Linked DNA regions of Homo sapiens: regions 1, 2, 3 and 5 are each linked to region 4. A link is a contact called in ENCODE Hi-C or POLR2A ChIA-PET data. All regions are on one chromosome and are shown on one strand. The core of a region is the stretch at or near the end of the contact, and the rest is flanking DNA. Distances in the headings are between cores, read along the strand shown. Region 1 has its middle 94 kb from the start of NHSL1. Region 2 holds the start of NHSL1-AS1 (NHSL1 antisense RNA 1). Region 3 has its middle 72 kb from the start of LINC02941. Region 4 has its middle 73 kb from the start of TXLNB. Region 5 has its middle 49 kb from the start of LINC02941.

What was found. Hi-C counts contacts between places; a loop is a spot of excess contacts on that map. ChIA-PET counts read pairs that join two places held with the same protein, here RNA polymerase II (POLR2A). Pooled maps may share reads with other maps.
Region 1: a map of naive thymus-derived CD4-positive, alpha-beta T cell shows a loop between it and region 4 (4-fold over the local background). The contact joins two enhancer-like sites. A Hi-C loop is called at or near these places in 1 of 168 maps with a recorded cell type or tissue (naive thymus-derived CD4-positive, alpha-beta T cell), 1 of 37 single-sample maps with no recorded cell type and 7 of 50 pooled maps.
Region 2: a loop to region 4 is called in a pooled map, with 16 times the contacts of the local background. The contact joins the promoter of NHSL1-AS1 here to the enhancer-like site in region 4. A Hi-C loop is called at or near these places in 2 of 37 single-sample maps with no recorded cell type and 8 of 50 pooled maps.
Region 3: a loop to region 4 is called in a pooled map, with 7 times the contacts of the local background. The contact joins two enhancer-like sites. A Hi-C loop is called at or near these places in 2 of 37 single-sample maps with no recorded cell type and 2 of 50 pooled maps. POLR2A ChIA-PET finds 5 or more read pairs at or near these places in 1 of 52 experiments (HEK293).
Region 5: a pooled map shows a loop between it and region 4 (7-fold over the local background). The contact joins two enhancer-like sites. A Hi-C loop is called at or near these places in 1 of 168 maps with a recorded cell type or tissue (lower leg skin), 1 of 37 single-sample maps with no recorded cell type and 6 of 50 pooled maps.

The regions. Positions count from the first base shown.
Region 1 is chr6:138,591,666-138,594,365 of GRCh38, reverse strand. It overlaps a transcript of NHSL1 not described here. Among named protein-coding and RNA genes, the nearest start is that of NHSL1, 94 kb to the right of the region's middle. RefSeq lists enhancers at 762-831, 860-1,154, 2,140-2,640, 2,641-2,700. Within about 2 kb of position 1,430, at least 22 of the 41 ENCODE cell types and tissues checked have a DNase peak (open chromatin) inside an H3K27ac peak, as active enhancers do.
Region 2 is chr6:138,690,375-138,693,168 of GRCh38, reverse strand. NHSL1-AS1 (NHSL1 antisense RNA 1) reads right to left here and starts at 1,501. Exons shown (of 4, transcript NR_033896.1): 1 at 1,201-1,501. LOC124900217 (collagen alpha-1(III) chain) reads right to left here and starts at 443. Exons shown (of 2, transcript XM_047419637.1): 1 at 1-443. The coding sequence starts at 406. It also overlaps a transcript of NHSL1 not described here. RefSeq lists silencers at 375-724, 735-784 and an enhancer at 907-2,106.
Region 3 is chr6:139,902,483-139,905,182 of GRCh38, reverse strand. No RefSeq gene overlaps it. Among named protein-coding and RNA genes, the nearest start is that of LINC02941, 72 kb to the left of the region's middle. RefSeq lists an enhancer at 1,490-1,609. Within about 2 kb of position 1,267, at least 4 of the 41 ENCODE cell types and tissues checked have a DNase peak (open chromatin) inside an H3K27ac peak, as active enhancers do.
Region 4 is chr6:139,218,129-139,220,828 of GRCh38, reverse strand. It overlaps a transcript of TXLNB not described here. Among named protein-coding and RNA genes, the nearest start is that of TXLNB, 73 kb to the left of the region's middle. Within about 2 kb of position 1,433, at least 21 of the 41 ENCODE cell types and tissues checked have a DNase peak (open chromatin) inside an H3K27ac peak, as active enhancers do.
Region 5 is chr6:139,925,598-139,928,297 of GRCh38, reverse strand. No RefSeq gene overlaps it. Among named protein-coding and RNA genes, the nearest start is that of LINC02941, 49 kb to the left of the region's middle. Within about 2 kb of position 1,382, at least 5 of the 41 ENCODE cell types and tissues checked have a DNase peak (open chromatin) inside an H3K27ac peak, as active enhancers do.

The sequences.
Region 1 (2,700 bases), core at 181-2,680, 630 kb after region 4:
TGGCAGTAAATTAAGCTCTCAAGGATTGAGTTCTACGTAGCTTCATTCTCCCAAATGACTGAATAGATACTCCCACCTTGTCCTGAAATAGTTGTGAATGAGAGTCTAACTGTTCTTTGCTACTGAATACCAAAAATACTAGTACTTTAGCCAAACCCTTTCTCTGTTGCTTAGAAGCTGCTGAATCAGTGTAGTGCATTTCTCCTATTTTATCCACATCCCCCAACCACATAATTAATGTGATCAAAATAAACTGACCCCCACCACATCCCTGGAAATTTACAGCAACATTAGCATGTCAAAGGCTGGGAAAGTCCTGTAGTGAACAAGACAAAAAACCTTTTAAAAACTTTGTTTGCCCTAAGCTTATTTGCATAGGAAGATACTTTTTGCTCCTATACCTACAACTGAACAGTTTTTCCTTAACACCAGTTTGGGAAAAACTGCCCAAGTCACTTTTTGATTCAGCAGTTTTCTTAGAGTTAATTTCTGACAGCTGAACCTCTCTTTAAAATCCTCTTTGAAGTTGGACTGAATTAACAAATGGAAGGCTTGGCAAAGCAGTTTACTAATTCATAACTCTATCCCTCAGCTTTCTTTGTGTTGCTAAATACTATAATCTTTGACCCGAAAGGAAGAATACTGCTAACAAGTAAATATTTAAAAGGTCCCATGAAATATAATGTGCATGAGTTTGTGCCTGGGGAGACCGTCTACTGGAAGAAAGAAATGACTCACTTTTCATCTCCTAATGAAAGTGAGTTTGTTGTTTTACAGTAGGTTGAAAGGAAGTATTTTGAGTGCTAAGGGCTAGATTTCCTTTTATTTTTAAGTTTAGTTAGCCGTTGGCCTCACTGATTTGAGAATTGCATGTTAAGTCATAATTCCTAAGTGCGTCAGCACTCTCTCTCTGTATGAGTGAATTAGCATGATTGTGAATGAATGAACTCTGTGCTACCAAAGCCCAGCATTTGGAACAGTGAGAGGAAACGGAAACGTGACTCACTGATGTACTTGAAGACTATGAACGGGGAATCACGAACTTCAGAGCCAGACCTGAAGCATGGGAGAGTGGGCAGAGCCTGGACTGGGGCAAGGACAACGGGATTCTAGTCCTAGCAGTGCTCCTGACTGCCTCCGTGTCAGTGCTGGAATCACAGAACCCGTCTACCTCCTGTGATTAATAGGACATGTGAATTATTTGTCACTCGGATCCTTTACAGTTTCAGGATTCAATAAGTCTTTGAATTCTACTGATTCTCTGGTTTGTGTGGAAGTGGGTGTGTATGTTTTAATGGCTTTCAGATGGGATTCATCCAGGCTCCATTAAATCAACTTTATTTTTAATTTTGAAGTGAACTGCCATGACAGAGTTTGGCTAGGAAAGTCCATAACAGAAAATGAGGAAGCAAGTAAACTGATTTATAAGGCTGTGGGCAACTGACTTCCTGTGGCTGTGGCATTTGGTATATAGAATGATATATATGTGATGCTTTTGGAGAAAGGTTAATTATTGTCTACAGGCAAAATTTTTGCTCCATCACAATTGCTTTTAAAAAGCTGAAATAGCAGCTCCTAGCCACCCTGTTTCATATGTCTTACGATATTTAGAAAATATTTAGACCAGCCCACTAAAATATATCCACACACCTTTTTCCTTAAGGGCAATTACCTGCATACTTGTCAGTTTTCACTCTTTAGTTCTGGATATGTAGGGGTTTTTTTTGTTGTTGTTTTTTGTTTTTTGTTGTTTTTTGTTTTTTTGTGCGACAGTCTCGCTCTGTCGCCCAAGCTGGAGTGCAGTGGAGCAATCTTGGCTCACTGCAGCCTCCACCTCCTGGGTTCAAGTGATTCTCATGCCTCAGCCTGAGACTGTAGTAGCTGGGATTACGGGCGCCTGCCACCACCCCAGCCAATTTTTGTATTTTTAGTAGAGACGGGGTTTCCCCATGCTGGCCAGGCTGGTCTCAAACTCCTGGCCTCAAGTGATCCACCCGCCTCAGCCTCCCAAAGTGCTGGGATTATAGGTGTGAGCTACCGTGCCTGGCCTATATAGTTTTTACACAGTCATTTTTGCATATGAAGAATCTTGTGTTCTATTTTCATTCAGTTGTTTTCTTTCATGCAGGCTAAATTGACCTTGAGATGTGGGTGTGGGACCTATTAGAAATTACCTGTGCAATCTTGAAAAGTGATAATATGGGTATTTAATATTGTGTTTTGGGGAGCAGGAAACTGTAGTTTTCTTGAGGGTGATAATTAAATTCTCTTTAGTTTGATTATAGCTATGAGAATGCATTTATTGTCATGGAATAATTGAGCAAAAAACCCAAAAAACATTTTCAAATGGGAACTTTCAAAGTTACAGTCGTCTCCCTTTATCCATGAGGGATAGGTTCCAAAACCCTCGGTGGATGCCTGAAACCATGGATCCTATGGAACCCTAGATACATTATGTTTTTCCAATCTGATAACCGAGTAGTCTGTTCAGTAACTCAGGAGAGTGTGTGTCCACAGCATGGATCCGCTGCACAGAAGGATGATCCACGTGCACGTGCAGGGCTGGACAGAGCAGGACGGTGGGAGATTTCATCACGCGACTTAGAACCGCGCTCAATTGAAAACTTATGAATTAGCTGGGCAGGGTGGCTCACACCTGTAATCCCAGCATGTTGGGAGGCTGAGGCAGGCAGATCACTT
Region 2 (2,794 bases), core at 252-2,751, 530 kb after region 4:
GGGAGGGAAGGAGCAGCCGGCGCTTTCCTGCCCGCCTGCAAACTTCAGCGGGACTCGCGGCTCCCCTCGCCGCCGCGGCCGCCGCCGCCCAGAGCTGCCCCTGGAACTTCCTCTCGCCGCGCGGCCCGCGAAGCCCTGCGGGTGGAGGAACGCCGCCGGGCGCCAGGCAGCCACGGCTCGGACCCCATTCCTGCCCCGCGCCGCCCGGGTGCCCGCTCGCCCGCGCGCCCGTCCGTCCGTCCGTCCTTCCTGCCCGCCCGGCCTCTCCCCTGCGGGCAGGGGCCGCCAGGCTTCCCTCGGCGCCCCGCCGCTGCCCGGGACTTCCTTTGTGTTGGATGCAGGCTGGCGCCCCGCGCCGACGGGAGGCAGACTGAGGGATCCCGCGCCGCCGGCCCGCCCCCGCCATGCCCTTCCACCAGAGGACCCTGGAGCCCGCGCGGCTGCGCCGGCCCGAGGCGGCGGGGGCCGGGGCTGCGGGCGCGCCACTCTTCCGCTCGCTGGAGCAGGTCAGCTCGCATGCCCTGGGCTGCCTGCTGGCGCAGCTGGCCGACCTGTCGCGCTGCGCCGGGGACATCTTCGGCGAGCTCGAGGGCCAGGCGGCCGCGCTGGGCCACCGCACCGCCGCGCTGCACCGCCGCCTCGACGCCCTGCAAGCCGCCGCTGCGCGCCTGGACCACCGCCGAGTGAAAATCCGTGAGTGGCCGGCGGGCCGGGGGAGGGGAACCGGCGGGGGAGGCACCCGGAGAGCTGCTCCCGCCCGCCCCCTGGCGGCCCTGGGTCGGCGCGGGGGCCGCGGAGCCCCGCGATGTCGGGGTCTCCAGTGGGGACTGCCGGACCCCAGCGGGAGGCTGGGCAGGTGGCAGGGGCGCAGAGCGCTCTGTGACTTTCGGACTCCTGGAGGGTCTTGGCTACCTCGAGAGAGTGGGCGCGGAGGGTGGGAATTGGACAGTCCCCTTGTCTGCTCCTTCTGTCTGTCTGTGTCTGTCTGTTTGGGAGACCCCGGGGCGCTGTAGACAGAGGAGAGCCAAGTTCGTGGGAAAACTGTCACAGGCAGGTAGCCTGTTGGAAAAGCCAGGGGAGAATATAAATTTGGGCATATAGTAGTTACAGTTTTGGAGACTTCAGGACGATCCGTTTGTAAAACCCTGGGGATCTCGGCGAGCGTTGGGGCTGCTTGCCACCTCTCTTCCCGCCGCCTACCTGTGTTCTTACCGACAAGCAAAACTATGCAGACTTTAAGGGTTTTCCCATTTGGCGCAGAATTTTCTTTCTTCTCCCAGACTGACCCACCAGCTCTTTGTGATTCAGAAGACGTTGACCTTGAGTTCAGGCTCTGAATCCCATTCATCTTTGTCCGGCTTCCTCCAACCCTGAAAGTCAAGTCTATGTCCTGATATAGTGATCTCTCCGGTGATCCATTTCATTTCAGCAGCTTAACTGGCTCCGGTGAATGAAGCAACTGGAATTTCCTGCTGGCCCAAAGCAGAGAAACTTTCAGTGTGATGTCTCTGTGGTTTCTCCCTTTTAAGTACGTGAACTTGGTCATAATCCTAAGTGTAAAGAATAAATTGGAGATGGTTGATGGATTGCTGGGTGGGAGGGGAGATGTTGATGTAACACACGCCTAGATTTCAGCAGCTCTGGATGAAATAGTTTTTTCTCCTAGAATCACTTCATATGCAATCTCGAATAGCTCGTTTTCCAGCTAGCTAGAAAAACTTAGCTATATTTTAACTACCTTACAGCCTAAGAGTTCAAAATTTTCAATTATTTAATTTCAGTGAGATTGCTTGCTATAATACATCTTTCTCCAAGTTGTATAATTAATTCGTGGCAGTTTTACATTTTTGCGTTCATCTCTTTGATTGTGCCGTCAACACATTCATATGAATTGTGGACAGTTCCCAACCTGGGAGAGCGTCCCCCTCCAAGAAAAAAAAATCAGTGGGGAGGAATCAAAGTGATCTCATAAGGTTGTTGACATAATCAGAATATATCTACTTAATGTGAGTGATGACTTCATGCATATGGTAGGATACACTGTCCTAGTAGGATGTCATGGTCTATGCGGCAATCACGAGTTGCTTCTATGCGTTTTCTGTCTAGGGTGTAGGTACGTGGGAGAACCAGAATTTTACCCTTGACAAAGAATGTGATGAGGGAGATCTGATTGATAGGTGAACTGATCTATTGTGGGAATTAAAAAACAAGAGGAAACTCCCTGAAGGTCAAGAACTCCTTCCTTTACTAGTTTGGTTTTACATTTAAATGTATCACTTTTCTCTGTTCTTTAGTACATATGCCCCAATAGGCTACTGTCCATAGCCAGAAATCCCCCAAATTCTCCATATTAACTAAGGTTGTTCTAATTACAGTAACTGAAATAACTCTTTTCAAAACTTTTCACAAGTTTGTTTGAATCTTAAGTGGTTGTGATTTCATACCTGTCTTCCAGGCTGGAGTGCTGTGGTGCAATCTCAGCTCACTGCACCCTCCGCCTCCTGGGTTCAAGCAATCCTCCTGCCTCAGCCTCTAGAGTACCTGGGATTACAGGCGCCCGCCACCACGCCCGGCTAATTTTTGTATTTTTAGTAGAGACAGGGTTTCGCCATGTTTGTCAGGCTGGTCTTTAACTCCCAACCTCAGGCGATCCACCTGCCTCGACCTCCCAAAGTGCTGGGATTACAGGTGTGAGCTACCACACGTGGCCCCATTTTTTTTTTTTTAATAATCATGCAAGAAGGCTTTTTATTGAATATAATTATGCCTGAGTATAAATGTACATGTAGAGAAG
Region 3 (2,700 bases), core at 18-2,517, 680 kb before region 4:
CACAAGTGCAACTTTACTGAAACTGATAAAACTACCTGCTCCCTAGCAGCCTTCACAGTTCCTGAAATTTCTAGGGCTGGTGATTTCTATTAGAAAGTACTGAAACACGTGAAAAGCAAGTAGAAGTTTATAGTGCCATTACCTTTGTGATTTTATAAATTGAGATGTAATTTTTTTAAGATTCAATTCCAAAATTAAAATTCAAATGAAGTCATTTTTAATGAGTTCATGGAAATGATACTGTCTTTATACATTTTGGTTTACTCCCACAGCTCAAGTGTTGCTTAAATCAGCTCTCAGATTTTGCCATGGTGCTTGTTCATGGGTCAGATAAGCCTGTTCTTAATGCATTGTGATCATAATGTGCTTGACATGCCCTAAGACTTATAACAGTCCAATTTTTTTCTGTGAATGTGACCTTTGTCTCTCTGGTTTCCACCTACCTGGCACCAGTGAGCTCAAATAACTATAGGTGACAATAATAGTAGTCTCTAGCTCTAGATAAAACAAACGTAATGGCTGAAATTCCCTGTTTACTAACATACCCTACATTTTCCACTTCTTTGGATATGACCCTAGGGTGTCCTAGTTTCAATTGGTGGTCATTATTTCTTTTCTCCTTAAAGCCACTGTTTTTAGAAACTTATTTCCTTAGTGCCTCAACCATGGTGAAGTTCTGGATGCTGCATTGAGGAGCTTCCAGATATTCTCATGCATTGTGAGTGATTTGTCTCCTTTCTTGATTTACCTTCTCCCTTGCTATTGTTTCTAATGATGTGGTTTCATCATACAGTGAGTGAGTTTAACATTTGCCACTGTGTCATTGAAGCCACATTCATTATGTCATCACCATCAACTCAATTCATCTTTTCTCCCCTGACAGCCTACAGTAATGGATCCCAGCCTGCCTACTTAGTAGTTGGAAGAAACCTACAGCATTAATTCAAGATAACTTGCTTGCTATTTGGTCAGGTAGCTAATGTGTTCATAAAACACAAATGTCCATTAAAATAATCACTTATGGAAAATAGTCCATTATAATTATGTATGTATGTCAATCAATAAACATGTTTTTAAAAGCTAATTTAATTGGAAATCAGTAGGACAAGGCCTATTATTGGCAGCTCAAATAGAGTGGCTTTGAGGTCTAAGTCCTTGCAACAGCCCTAGTTTCACAACACTTTTATTGTACTAATCTAGCAGTCCGACTCTGAAAACCTGAGACAAGTTCCGTGGGGGGGATGGAGAGGAAAGGGGAAAGAAAACTGAAAGCAATATAATTTTCTGTACCTATTTGAAACAATACTGAGAGCAAAGCAAATTTAACTCAGCTACTTGCTCCAGAAACTACTTGTTTCTTAAAGATAAGACTGAACCAACTAAACAGGTTACTTATAAAGACTAATAGCTTGTTTATAATGAATAGCTTCAAGACTCTGGCTTCTCTGAGCCCATTTGTCTAAATCTATTCTCTAATAAACTCTCTTCAATCCCAACCAGTACTGTTTCTTGCAAGATCTGACTTAAAAAGTCCTAGCCCAGGCCCTAAAAGTCTATTTGATATCTTACCTTGAAGTTCACCTTCTGAGACACTACTAAGATTTGTCATGGTGGTATTCTTTCTTTTTCATAAACAGGTATTTCCAGTGAACTTCTAAGGAGTCAACAGTTGACAAACCAAAAGATCCTACCAAGACCCAATCAAGATCCCTCCTTTACTGCATACATGAAGATCTGGAGAAATACATTCCCCTGAGATTTCTTGATCCTCTAAATTGGGATCGAGGGAGTGTCTCTGACCTCAAGATTGAGGTATGACTTGAATTGGGTCTGAGCTCCAATTTTGTTTTGTCAATTCACAAACATTATTTTCCCAGGGAGGGACAAAGAAGCATTTTAGGCATTTTTTTTAAAAAAGAAACATTTTAGGAATTATTAACATTTTAAAGAAGTATTTTAAATATTAGATAAAGATTTAGGTATCACATATTATATAAAGAAGACTTTTAGGAATTATTAAGTAGAAAATTGCCTATTTTTCTAACAACATGTCTTAGTGTGTTCTCACACTGCTGTAAAGAGCTTCTCTGAGACCAGGTAATTTATAAAGGAAAGAGGTTTAATTGACTCACAGTTCTGCATGGCTGGGAAGGCCTCAGGAAACTTACAATCATGGCAGAAAGGGAAGCAGGCACCTCCTCACCAGTGGCAGGAGAAAGAGTACAAGCAGGGGAAATGCCAGACATTTATAAAACCATCAGATCTCATGAGAACTCACTTACTATCATGAAAACAGCATGAAAGACACTTCCCCCATAATCCAATCACTTCCCTCTCTCTACACATAGGGATTACAATTCATGATGAGATTTGGTTGGGGACACAAAGCCTAACCATGTCACAACATTTTGGATCATCTCTGTCTTTCTGTTACAAGTCTTTAAGACGAAGCCTATAGAGAGAGGAGGTGCATAGGCCAAGTGCGTCCATCCCAAGTACTGAAGAATTTAAAAGATCATATCACGATGGCATTATTTGGACATAATTTGCATTGGGTCAGTTTTCTAAAACCTTATACATATGCTCTGAGTGGATGTATTAATAGTTTATGTATACCTTAATAAAATTGATTTAAAGTAAACATTTAAGGACTTTCCTGTGGCTTGTCTTTGTGTCCCTAGAATTGGTTTATTTAGTTTT
Region 4 (2,700 bases), core at 184-2,683:
TTATTTAAGAGCCAGCTATGGAGGACCAGGTTTGTTATTTTAGCTAAGATTTTGACCTTTATCATTATCTGATATAATGCAAATATTAAAGGTCAACCACGGTTGAAACTGGGCAAGTAAGTTTTATCCTATGTGCCAAAGAATCTGTCTGAGACCAAAACTGGTCTGGAAGGAAAGTGTGCCACAATAAGTTAATAACGCCAACCCTAGAAGGAGGGGAAGGGGCAGCACATATGCCAGGCATTTGTCAGACGCAGATATGATGACACACATATGGATCCAGCTCTCCGAGGAGCTACTTTGTATCCACTTAAATTTGAGAGACTCATGGCTACCTCACTCCTGCCTCCCTTTGGATGGTATACAAGGATTCACTAAAATGGCAGATATTCACCCCATAAACTAAAGTACTAGCAAAAAACAAATCCCAGTGACTTGTGGTTTCCCATCACTTTGTGTGAGAAGTTTGAATTAAATAGAAATTAAATAGTCTGTTCAGGCTTCTATAACAAAATACCATAGACGGGGTGGCTTACAAACAACAGAAATTTATTTCTTGCAGTACTAGAGGCTGAGAAGTCCAGTATCAAGGTACCAGCAGATTCAGTGTGTGGGAGATCTGCTTCTTCATAGACAGCCATCTTCTCATGGTGACTTCACATGGCAGAAGGGGCAAAAGATCTCTCTGAGGTCTCTTCTATAAGGGCACTAATCCCATTCATGAGGGGTCCACCCCCATGATCTAATTATCACCCAAAGGCCCCACTTCCTAATACCATCAGTTTGAGAGTAAGGATTTCAACATATGAATTTGAGGGGGACACAGTCAGTCCATAATATCAGTTGAGATTCAGCTGTCAGGAAATGAAGGGTAATTACGGTGACCATATTTTCTAAACCGCAAGTGAAAATGCAGTTGGACAAAGCCTAATACTCTTATATCAGCAAGAAAACAGAACATTAGAAATCAAGACTGACCAGGAAAAGCCAGCTCATAGGTATAACAAATATAATTCTGCCACCAGTTCAAGATACTCTAGATTTTTGCTGACTTGGTTTCAAGATGGGTCTTTAGAGAGTTTTCCATATTGATGAGATTTTCCAGCCCAGAGTTATAAGAAGGAAAGGCCTGCCTGCCGTCTCAGCCTCCCAGCTGCTCCCAGACACATCTGTGGGGAACCAGATAACTGACTCCTAACCTGCTTATTTTAGCCCAGTGGCTTCGCTTCCTGACGTCTCCAGTCTCATGGTCACATTCCAAAGGCCCTCACTCTGAAACTGCCTGCAAGCAGGGACAAACAGCAGCAGCTGCCACCGCACTGATAATGGGTTTGTGTTGCTGCTTGCCCAGAAAGGCTGCTTTGAGCTGATGATTTGCATTCCTGCTTGCCCAAACATACAGCCTCCGTGCGGCTGCCAGCTTCTGCACAGAGAGAACAGCAGTGCCACCTACTGAACCGCTGGAGATGTAGCCAGTGACTTGGTCAGCTCAGGCCTGCTTGTCACTAAATCTGGCAGGACTGTATACCCAGCAACTGGACTGAAAACCACCTTTGTACAGTGATTAAGTAGGCCTCCTCTTCTGCCAACTTGAGTGATTGTTTACCACTGTTAGGCTGAAAAAGTCTCAAGGAAGTTTATTTTTCTCTGAACAAATGAAACCAAATTGCAGTTGGGATCCAGGCTGTATCCCACTTCAGTGAGAAATGGGCAAGCCAGCAATTGTGGAGTTGAACATTGAATACAATTAGTGAGTACTTACCCTGTGCTAGACAGTGGGTGAGGCACCGGGATAGAAGTATGAATGAACTACACTAGACAAGCAATAGAAAGATAACGAACCTATACCAGTATTCCACAATTGACAAAATATACTCAAAGAACTCAGCCACAATTTACACCACAGAGAGTATATCTCCAGGGATGGAATTTGGGGGAACCAGCTTTCTATTTTCCCATGGGTTCCATTGCTGCTGTTGCCAAGCTGAGATCCAGAAGCCATGATGACTTCTTCAATGGTTTTTTGGGTTTTTATAAATCATCAATTAACAAATAATATTATGGAATCTTTTTTTTTTAGACAGAGTTTTGCTCTGCCACCCAGGCTAAAGTGCAATGGTGCAATCTCAGCTTACTGCAACCTCCACCTCCCAGGTTCAAGCGATTCTCCTCCCTCGGCCTCCCAAGTAGCTGGGATTACAGGCATGCTCCACCATGCCTGGCTAATTTTTTGTATTTAGTAGAGACAGGGTTTCACCTTGTTGGTCAGGCTGGTCTCGAACTCCTGACCTCAGATGATCCACCCACCTTGGCCTCCCAAAGTGCTGGGATTACAGGTGTGAGCCACCACGCCTGGCCTATATTTGGAATCTTCTTCACAAAATTGCTGCTTTGCAGATGCCCTAAGTATCTGCTTGGCCTTCCTCTTGGAAAATCTTACCTGGACAACTCTCAAAGTGCTAAATCTTTTTGCAGTATTCACAAACTCATCTATGTGTGTTAATAGCACATTTCTGACAATTATTAATAAAGTATATTTTATATGTTTTTGGTGTCTAATAACATCAGAAAACCTTACTTAAATATGTGCATACATACAAACGTACTTGTACTTGCTTATGTAAGTTAGTAATTAAGCACCCTATTAAGTCGAGAACCCAACACATACTGAATTGGTCACACATTTGCTGCTGAGCAGCA
Region 5 (2,700 bases), core at 133-2,632, 710 kb before region 4:
TGTACACGAAAGTACCATTATACAGGAACTGACCAGAGTATGAATGAAAGCTCAAGTGAGTTTCAATGGCAACTTTTTCCTCCAACACTGAGGAGATAAGGAAAGGGAAAGAATTTCAGTTAGCCAGGGATGTTAAGGGGTGTACATCTCTACCACTTCAGGCATGAGACACACCAATGGCAAAGGAGGACTGGGGTGTTATCTTGACAGCCACTTACCCTTAGAAACCCTTTTCCCTTCTAGCAAGCCAGAAGAAAAACAGAACTATCAGGGATCCTCAGAGGGACATGAACAGGCTGCCAGGCAAAATGTGTGTGCTGTGGTCCAGTATGTCCCAGAGAAAGGCTGCAAGTAAGCCCCAGCCAGTACTATAGGTCCAATGGGGCTGAGTGCAGCCTGACTCCTCTGAGGCAAGGAGAGATGGGGAGGTGGGGGTGGGGAGCCTCATCACATCTAGAGTGAGGGAGTGCTCAAGGGTGGGGTTTTTCAAGGGGTGCCAGCAAGACAGGGCAACCCCACCCAAAGAGATCTTTTAAAATGATAGATAAAATCCAATCCCACATTTACAGTGAATCTGAAATTAAACTGTGGCGGCATAGTCAATTGCCTCCAGTAATTCTATACCTAAAGCATACAACTTTCAAATTCCTTAGGGGCTGATTTTGCGTCCAGATAAAAATCTCATTACAAAATGGCTTCTCCTTGGAAGAGTTTAGACCCCAGGAAGAGGGATTTGTCCCAGGGACCCATTCCCAAGATGGGGGTGCAAATGAAACACTGTATGAAATGTGTCTGGCCCATAGGAGGCACTCAATGCCTGCTAGTGCCTTAATGTAGTTCTATTCATTTCTCCATTCTTCCAGAAAATATAGATTTATTGAATGTCTCCTATGTGGCAAGTATTGGCCGTGGTCCTAGAACTAAGCAATGACTAAGAGAGGGAAATCCACATGCTCATGGAATAAAAAGAGCAGTTTTGACCTGTGCTTTAAATGAGTTATTCCAGACATGGTCTTGGCAGTGCAGCTTGTTAGAAAGAGCACTTTACTAGGAGTTAAAAAGATTGGAATTCAACTTCTACCATTAATTAGTTATGATTTTGGAAAAGCCATTTAATGCCCTTCGATGTCAGTTTCTTTGGAAAAGAAGAAAAAAAGGAACTTTGGATGTATAAGTTCTAAAGCCTCTTTTGTCTGAGCATAGGTAACTACATGTTTATCAAACATGTGTCCTTGGGCTTGTTCATGCCATGCCAAGTTCACTAGCCTTTTCGAAAGTGCTGTTTTTCTTGCCTGACCCTATTACCACTCTCTCTTTATGCCTAGCTGACTAATAAAGGCAGCAGAGTTCTTTCAGCCCACTTTTAGTCATGATCCTGTGGCAAAACAGTTTGCAGATCAAAGTGACTACCAAGACTTAGAGTGCAACCATTGACAAACAGGTCTCGGTTACCCTCTCCAGCAGTGGACACTGCTCAGAAGCTGTCTACACCATGATTTAACACTGTGACCTTGTTTTGAAACAGTTCTTTTTGACACCAGATGTCCAACAATGGCTATGTTCGCAGACCTTGCACAGTACCTGCAATATTCATGGATGTCATTTTGCTCCAAAATGTGCTATATCAACAGCCTGTCTCAACACCATCTCCTGTCTCAGGTTTCCTGAGAAAAGGAAGGCACTGGGGTGAAATGAGGAGACTCCACTGGATTGATGGGTGAGCCTCAGCCTTATCTAGATTCCCCTATGTTTCAGGGTAGTTTTGTGCACTTTGGTGATGCTGAGAACAGATTGATGCCAATAAGCCATTTGAGATAAGAACTAATTGGAAACAGAAGGTTGAAGAATGATTATGTTGGGAATGAGCAAAGGGGACAGACAAGTAATTATTCCGGCAGAATTTCTTTACACAAAACGCAGATGGAAGAGGGAACAAAATTCCAAAGTCCGTGGCAGAAGTACGCAGCTGCACATTTCTTTTTTGCGGAAAAGCAAACAGAGTGATTCACTGGGTTGGTAATGGGCTTCGGGGATCCCTAGGGATTCACAATGTGCTGGCAGCCCACAGCATGTAAAATAACTCAGTGGCCTCTGTGTACTTCGCCTCCTCAACTGGCTGTAATTGTGAAGCACATGGACAAGATGGAAGGGAAGGACTGAGGAGAAGCGGCCTCCTGTTTACACATGAATCACGGTGGTGGTGTGTTGCAAAGAAGGCAGAAACAGCAACGCATACATATTCCACATTTGTAACAAGCCATAGATCAGACTGGACTGCACACTTCCATTCATAAATATGAGCTCATAACAAATAGAAATCAGGGAAAGTAGAATCTTGCACAATATTCCTCAAAATTATTATAGAGTCATCAGGCTGCAGTTAAATCGAGCTCTGTGATTTCAAAACTATGATTTGATTTGAAAGGCAAAGACAATAATAATTAGTAATCAGGGTAGAAAACTGAGCATCCACCCCCACCCACAAAGAAAAATCCATCAGCAGCAGTTTTACTCAGCGAGGCTAATTAAAAGCTGTCTAACACTGTAATGCGTACAAAAATACAAAATAAAGACAGAAAACCTTGCCTAGTTTTGGTCTCAGACTTAAACGATATCTTCCTTTGGCTATTTGTGTGTGTATATATATAAATATATATTTATAGTCAACAGTGATTTAAGGACAAACGCATTCAAAAAACA